Regions from separate parts of the Homo sapiens genome. Here region 1 is linked to region 2. A link is a contact called in ENCODE Hi-C or POLR2A ChIA-PET data. All regions are on one chromosome and are shown on one strand. Each heading gives the region's core, a stretch centred on a gene start or an enhancer-like site at or near the end of the contact. The rest is flanking DNA. Distances are from core to core; before and after follow the strand shown.

Region 1 (3,939 bases), core at 134-2,633, 180 kb after region 2:
TTAATTTTGCATGTAACTTCTCTTTTGTACATTGATGAGGTTTTAGTGACATTGTCATCCAACACTTTACCTTTATTGTTCAGGGAATGCCTTCGTGATTTTTTGTACTGGTTTTATTATTCAGACTATGGCCTGGATTTGAGTATATTGTTATTACCACCTGGTTTTTTAATTATTCATCCCAGTAAACTTATATTTTGTGAAGCATTTGTTTCTCAGATTAAGACACTGTTAGAACCTAAAGTAGTAGCTGATGGGTATCTGTGAATTTTTTTTTTTTTTTTTTTTTTACTTGAAGTAGATTGTCTGAATAGGCATCCTCATCTATATTTACCCAAAACCTCGCTTACTGTCATGTGCACTACAAATTGCAATTTGGAAACCTACTGTATTGAAATTCTGTCAGTTTATGGTTCTTGAAGACTGATGTCCTTTCCCAAACACTGGTTACTGCAGCAGCATTTTTAATGTGTAAGTGAAGAAAAAAGGCCACTAAGGCCAAAGATTTTTTAAGAATCATTGTACAAATCATTATGTTAAACTATCTAAGCTTTGCTGTAATACTGTTTTCTCTTCAATATGTGATGGTACAGGAAGGATGTTAAATGAAGGGGTGGTATTGCAGGAGAGCATTTTAAATGGCAGAAGTAAAAAGTTATAATATTTATAATTTTGATGGGTTTAAGTTTATTTTTGTAGGGAAGATTTTTCTCCCCTAAAATAGTTTCTAGAATGGCAAAATTGTTTCCATTATTAAAAATTGAAGTTATTAGTTGTTTATGTGTGTTTATTTATGATAATATGCTAGATTTAAAAAGGTCACAGGAGTGCGCTGAGCTGCTTTTGCACATATACACAGGGACACATGCTGGAATGCAACAACTTTACTAGGTTCGCGTGGGTCATATTTGTTCTCCCAGATATCATTTTCTCTTTGCCTTATCCTCTGAGGAAAAATAACCCTAAGCTCACACAGCATATTCCAATGTATTTAAAACAATTGTTTTAATTTTTGAAATATACACATTTAAAAGTATATAAAGCATGCAAAAGAGGAGGGAGGCCGAGAGTGAAAAAATAAAAATAAAAAAGCATGCGAACAGTTTAAAGGATTATTATATAAAATGGACACCCCCTGACCATTACTAAAATAGAACCTTGTCAGTTCTTTAGAAATCTCTCCCTCCACCCCTGTTCTTGCCCTGAGGTCTCCTACCCCTGAAACATACCACTTCAACATAAAGTGAGTATTTGTATTTTTTTGGTCACCATGACTGCCTTACACAGATGGGATGGATAGTGTCTGGGGAACCACAGGGACGATGGAGTGCCACCCTCTGCGCACCTGCACCTCGGCTTTGTGCCATGGTTTCAGCTTCCATGCCTGCTGTTGGGAGTGTTTTTACTACTACACTGCCCCCTGGAGGGGCTGATGAAAGGAGCAAGGCTGGCACCAGGTGGTAGAGGCCTTTCACGTACCATAGCTGCTCCCTAAATAAAAATACTGTGATAGAAAATTATGGCTCTGTATAATTTTGCTTTTCTACTGAAATATTCAGAGGAATCAGGTTTGGGGGTTCTACTTGGGTTACTACCCAAGGTGCGTGGAGAATGTTTGGGAATTTTTATATTTTTATCCTTTATTTTTTTTGGAGATGGAGTCTCAATGTGCCACCCAGGCTAGAGTGCAGTGGCATGATCTTGGCTCACTGTAACCTCCACCTCCCAGGTTCAAGCGATTCTCCTGCCTCAGCCTCCCTAGTAGCTGGGATTACAGGTGCCTGCCACCATACCCGACTAATTTTTTTTTTTGTATTTTTAGTAGCGACGGGGTTTCTCCACGTTGGCTAGGCTGGTCTCAAACTCCTGACCTCAAGTGACCAACACACCTCAGCCTCCCAAAGTGCTGGGATTACAGGTAGGACTTTTTTTTTTAAGTCAATTTTTATTACTAAAAAAAAACCTTTTTTTTTGAGATAGAGTTTCACTCTGTCTCCCAGGCTGGAGTGCAGTGGCACGATCTGGGCTCACTGCAACCTCTACCTCCTAGGTTCAAGCAATTGTCCTGCCTCAGCCTCTGGAGTAGATGGGATTACAGGCGTGTGCCACCACACCTGGCTAATTTTTGTATTTTTAGTAAAGACGGGGTTTCACCCTGTTGGCCAAGGTGGTCTCAAACTCCTGACCTCAGGTAATCTGCCGGCCTTGGCCTCCCAGAGTGCTGGGATTACAGGTGTGAGCCACCGTGCCTGGCTCACATGAATATTTATTGAAACAACAGTTATCAGTTGGTGACAAATTCGGAGACACTGTCAGATAACGCTAATTAGGTATTTTGTTTTATTGAAAGAAGGGGGCTGGGCGCGGTGGCTCATGCCTGTAATCCCAGCATTTTGGGAGGCCGAGGTGGGCAGATCATGAGGTCAGGAGTTTGAGACCAGCCTGACCAAACATGGTGAAACCCCGTTTCTACTAAAAATACAAAAATTAGCTGGGCGTGGTGGCGCACACCTGTAATCCCAGCTACTCAGGAGGCTGAGGCAGGAGAATTGCTTGAGCCAGGGAGGCGGAGGTTGCAGTGAGCCGAGATCGCCCCATTGCACTTAGCCTGGGCGACAAAGTGAAACTCCGTCTCAAAAAAAAAAAAAAAGAAAAGGGGCCAGGCACAGTGGCTCATGCCTGTAATCCCAGCACTCTGGGAGGCCAAGGCGGGCTGATCTCTTGAGGCCAGGAGTTCAAGACCAGGTTGGCCAACATGGCAAAACCTCTTCTCTGCTAAAAATATAAAAATTAGCCAGGCGTGGTGGCACACGACTGCTGTCTCAGCTACTCAAGAGGCTGAGGCAGGAGAATTGCTTGAACCCGGGAGGCGGGGTTCAAGCCCCGTGATTGCGCCACTGTACTCCAGTGAGCCGTGAGTACTGCAGTGAGCCATGATTGCGCCACTGTACTCCAGCCTGGGCAACAGAGCAAGACTCTATCTCAAAAAAAAAAAAAAAAAAAAAAAGGGTGGTGGTGAAGGTCTACACTATAGTAGCCAATGCCAACAAAGTGCTTACCATGTGCTAGGCATTCTTCTGAAATGCTTAATATGTATCAACTCATTGACTCTCCTGTGACGTTATCACACTATTTCGTCATATCCCTTTTTTCACAAATGTGGAAATGGACATGTTGAGGTTTAGCAGCTTGCTCAAGGCCACTGTGTGAGTGAGTGGCAGAGCCGGACACTGCCCCGTTTCTCTACCATCTTTTCCTGTAAGTGCTCTCTAGTTTCTCAGTTAAATTGCCTATTGAGTAAAGGAGCAAAAGTCTGTTAAATTGCCGTAATGGACAGTTTGCCCAGAAGCGTAACTGTTTTGGTGCCATTGGGGTTTGTTGATATCAGTGTGTTCTCATCCATTTTGGTTCATTTATCATTTCATTCAGGTGATTATACTAAGTCACATAGAATGAAATGCTGACCTGTGCTTTCTTTTTATTTTTTCGGATGGGGTTTCACCTTGTCATCCAGGCTGGAATGTAGTGGCGTGATTACGGCTCACTGCAGCCTTAACCTCCTGGGCTTAAGAGATCCTCCCATCTCAGCCTCTCAAGTAGCTGGGACAACAGGTGCCTGCCACCACATCCAGCTAATTTTTTTTCATTTTTGTAAAGATGGAGTCAGGCTATATTACCCACGCTGGTCTCAAACTCCTGGGCTTAAGTGATCCTCCTGCTTTGGCCTCCTAAAGGGCTGGGATTACAACCACCATGCCCAGCCCAGACCTGTATTTTCATTTAGAGGTTCTGTTGCATGGGGGAAATAACACGGCAGGTAACCAAACTTAGTGGTCTCACTGTAGTTGGTAAGACAATTCTCCTGGAACCACCAGAAGAACAGCTTCAGTACTACAGAGTGCTATAGGAGCCACAAAACTTGTGCAAAGGTTTGACTCA
Region 2 (4,179 bases), core at 854-3,353:
GGGTTTTATTATGTTGGCCAGGCTGGTCTCAAACTCCTGACCTCATGATCCGCCCGCCTCGGCCTCCCAAAGTGCTGGGATTACAGGCGTGAGCCACCGCGCCGGCTAATTTCTGATTCTTTAAAGCAAATATATACATATTTGTGTGTGTGAGTGTGCGTGCATATGTGTGTGTATACACACACAGATACACACATACACACATATATATATATATATATATATATATATATATATATATATGCACATATATGTTGTAGGTTCCCAGACTGGAAACCTAGAAATATGTATTAAATATGAATTTAGTGTTTCAGTTCTTTGGATTTCTGTTACTATTCTTGCTAGCTAAAAAAAAGTATTGCGGTCATAATGGAAAGAAGGACATTGGAAAAAAAAGAGAAGGACCAAAAAACCAAGATGACCGATTGAAATTAGAGGTGTTGGTACAGCCCCTGGGGAGTCTACATTAAAGTCTTAAAATAGATGGACTTTAAACATCTAGGACCCCAAAGGAGCTAGAGATGACCTTTCTTTAGAGTAACTGAAAGTGATGTCAAGTGGCTAAACAGCATCCCGAAGGGCTCCAGATGTAGCCTTCTGATGAAAGAGATCTACAGAGAGAGAAGGTGAATGGACTAAGCCACATTTACGGCACTGAGCTGGAAATGGTTGTCGGGTCATCTGTAGAAGGATGTGGAGACTGGGGTACCTCAACTAGTGCACAAGCTCCCTGTTGTGGTCTGAAAGGGTGCAGAGACTTGTGACCCCACCTCACCCAGACCTGGGCCCAGTGCCGCTCCCCCAGCTGACCCACCCAAGCAATGCCTCTGATGTTTGGGACTACCCTCCTCAGCCCTTCCCTGTAGTGATGTCCAGTTGTGCCCCTGTAGCAGGTGTGCTCCTAAAGTGGACAGGTAGGTGATATCCCTTGATGGAGAAATCCATCCCCACTCCTTGGGCAGTGGCAGGAGAAAGAGGCCCAAAGTTCCTCTTGTGAGGCTGAGATTAAGATCCCAATGTCAGAGTTTCTGTTCTTTCATCCCCTCCTGCTCTGGACCACATCCTTTCATGAGTATGTCCTTGGTGTCAAAGACACCAAGAAGACATCAACTCTAAAAGTAGGTAAATCTCCCTGGGCCAAAACTAAAGTCAGAGAAGTCTGTCTTTTAATTTCGAAAGTCCTCACTGGATAATCTGACGCTGAAAATGACACGTGGATTGTATCACCTATGCACAAGGAAGAAAGAATCATTTCCACAGGTATCAGGATTGTTGGTAATGTTGCCCTTCTTCCATGCGTCTATGTCGCTGTTTTCCAAAGCTCCATCATGCCCGTCAGTGCCATTTATTGGATGGCTGCTCTATGTCTGTATTCTACACTGAAACATTGTATTATTACTCCCCACCCCTCTTTATTTTGACCAAAGGAGAGGTTTCAGGAGCTCAAAGAGGGTAAATAATTTGCCCAGGTCACACAGCTTTAAAGAGGCATAGGCAGAAGAAGTAAATTTTAGTTTCAGCAATGCCTGAGTCTGAGCTCTCCTCCCACCTTCAGAACCCTCTGGGGTCCCTTCTCCCAAATGCTGGGAACACAGCCCTTCTGCTGGCTTGGTTGATTCATCTCAATTGGAGAAGGGAGTCTGTGAAATTATACAACGCTCATCTTGTGAAGCTTCAAATTTTGAGTTTCACACTTGAAGTTCTTTAGGCACGGTAAACTTTTTTGGAACACCATGAAGCATGAAAGCAGATGCTTTTGGAAATGAACTGTTTTCTATGACATGGTTTTCCAGACAGATCTGGGAAGCTCAGTCAAAGAAGAATGAACATCTTTGAAAATATCAAAAAGTCTATGTTACAGGGTGGATATTCTCCGGGCTCAAAACTATTCATTGCTTTCTTTTTTTTTGAGGGCATATAAAATAAAAAACAGAAATTGCAACAGAACTTCTGTTCTCCAGCTGTCAAATCTATTATTTTCCTCCCAGCTCCTGCTGGGGGGATGTGGGGAGAAATCAGCAGGGACCCCTTTTCACTGTCCTTTAGCATGTTAGGGCATGCCCAATGCTGATGATGAAATATGTGGTTAAAAACGTTTAACCCTTTGTCCTATCCTCCCTCCTCCTCCCACTCAGCCCAGCACGTTCACAAAAGACCACGAATGTTACCCACACATAAACACTAGCACCTACCAAGTCTCTTGTCAAAAGCCATTTTAGGATTGCAGCTACCAGATTGTCTGAATGATCTGCCGCCTTAGATTTTTTTACTAAGAGGATTGAGAGTTGATTCATATAAGGACTATGAAACTTGTGTGCCAGGAGTCTCAACGCAAGAAATAAAAAAAACTGGAAGTTTCACCCACCTAAATTATCCTTTTGGCTATTGTCATAGCCATTCAGCTACTTGGTTTCAGCTAAAGAGGCTGGGAGGACAGAAATTTCTCTGTCCCAGTAGGAGTTTAAGATGCAACAAAACAAATGTAGAACTAATAGGCTCCTGGGGGAAAGGTGGGGAAAAGTGTATCTTCATTTCCATTCCTCTCCCACTCCTCCGGGCTGCTGGGACCCTTTGGAAATCCAGAAAAAGAGTGTTGCTTTTCCACCAACTACATCCCCCAAGCCCAAGTCATCAGGCACAGGGCCGGAGGGGTGGGGAAGAGTGCTGACTCATGCCAGCGCAAAAGAAGATGCCCATATTTTTTAAAACTGCTGCCCTGTTCTTTTTCTGGAATGCTTTCTCTGTTGATTTGCTCAAAAAAATAAGCTTCTGGCCAGGCACGGTGGCTCAAGCCTGTAATCCCAGCACTTTGGGAGACTGAGGCAGGCAGATCACCTGAGGTCAGGAGTTCAAGACCAGCCTGGCCAACATGGCGAAACCCCATCTCTATGAAAAATACAAAAAATAGCCGGGCATGGTGTTGGGCACCTGTAATCCCACCTACTTGGGAGGCTGAGACAGGAGAATCTCTTGAACCCGGGAGGTAGAGGTTGCAGTGAGCCAAGATCACGCCACTGCACTCCAGCCTGGGCGACAGAGTAAGACTCTGTCTCAAAAAGATAAAATAAAATAAAAAAGAAAAAATAAGCTTCTTTGTACAGACATTGCTTTGTGGATAAAGATGTCACCTGAGGTTCCAAAAAGCTCCCTCCTGACCCCCTCAGGTCAAGCAGCCTTCAGTGGGAGCTCTCTGTGAAGACCAGCTCCCGAATTTGCATATGATCCAGAGTTGTTTGCAGACTAAGACCAGAAACCAGGACTCTTTAAACCCTTTGTCCTACCCTTCCTCCTCCTGTAACTGGAGGAAAAGGGCAAAAAAATGCAAGAGGAACAAATGTTTTCAATTTAATTTTTTTTTTTTTGAGACAGAGTCTTGCTATGTTGCCCAGGCTGGGGTGCAGTGGCTATTCACAGGTGTGATCACAGTGCCTTGCGGCCTCACATTTCTGGGCTCAAGCAATCCTCCCACCTCAGCTTCCCGAGTAGCTGGGATTACAAGAACATGCCACTGCACCCGCCAAGGGACAAATGTTTTCAATAAAGAGGACTTCATCACCTCAGTTTGATCTCCTGCCCCACAGCCCAGTTCCTGAGCTCATCGGGGTGACTAATTCAGAGAGGAATGGGGAAGCTGGTGGTAGAGAGAAGGCTCCCAAATCCCACCCAGACTGCCATCACCACTTGCTAGCTGTACTTGCTCTTTTTTTTTTTTTTTTTGAGAAAGAGTCTTGCTCTGTTGCCCAGGCTGGAGTGCAGTGGCACAATCTCGGCTCACTGCAGCCTCCTCTTCCTGGGTTCAAGTGATTCTTTTGCCTCAGCCTCCCAAGTAGCTGGGACTACAGGGGTGTGCCACCATGCCCGGCAATTTTATTTATTTATTTATTTATTTATTTATTTATTTATTTATTTATTTTTGTAGAATCAGGATTTCACCATGTTGGCCAGGCTGATCTCGAACTCCTGACCTCAAGTGATCCACCCGTCTTGGCCTCCCAAAGTGCTACGATTATAGGCATGAGCCACCGCGCCCAGCCTGTACTTGCTCTTAATCATCCCTCTTCCCTCTGTCCTCCAAGCTTCCCCAGAGTGGTGTTTCTAAAGTTCAAGTGTGCTCACGTCATTCCCAAGTCACACTGTTTTGTGGCTCCCTACTGCCTACAGCTTTGACTCTCAGCTGTT

Evidence for each region. A loop is a pair of places that touch in the nucleus more often than their neighbours do. ChIA-PET counts read pairs that join two places held with the same protein, here RNA polymerase II (POLR2A).
Region 1: a loop to region 2 is called in a map of DLD1, with 3 times the contacts of the local background. The contact joins two enhancer-like sites. A Hi-C loop is called at or near these places in 2 of 168 maps with a recorded cell type or tissue (DLD1 and left colon). POLR2A ChIA-PET finds 5 or more read pairs at or near these places in 8 of 52 experiments (Caco-2, GM12878, H1 and 5 more).

The regions. Positions count from the first base shown.
Region 1 is chr12:64,696,793-64,700,731 of GRCh38, forward strand. RASSF3 (Ras association domain family member 3) reads left to right here. Exons shown (of 5, transcript NM_178169.4): 5 at 1-772. Among named protein-coding and RNA genes, the nearest start is that of GNS, 61 kb to the right of the region's middle. Within about 2 kb of position 1,384, at least 5 of the 41 ENCODE cell types and tissues checked have a DNase peak (open chromatin) inside an H3K27ac peak, as active enhancers do.
Region 2 is chr12:64,520,353-64,524,531 of GRCh38, forward strand. The region is part of intron 3 of LOC105369803 (a long non-coding RNA gene); the gene reads right to left. It also overlaps a transcript of RASSF3 not described here. Among named protein-coding and RNA genes, the nearest start is that of TBK1, 70 kb to the left of the region's middle. Within about 2 kb of position 2,104, at least 2 of the 41 ENCODE cell types and tissues checked have a DNase peak (open chromatin) inside an H3K27ac peak, as active enhancers do.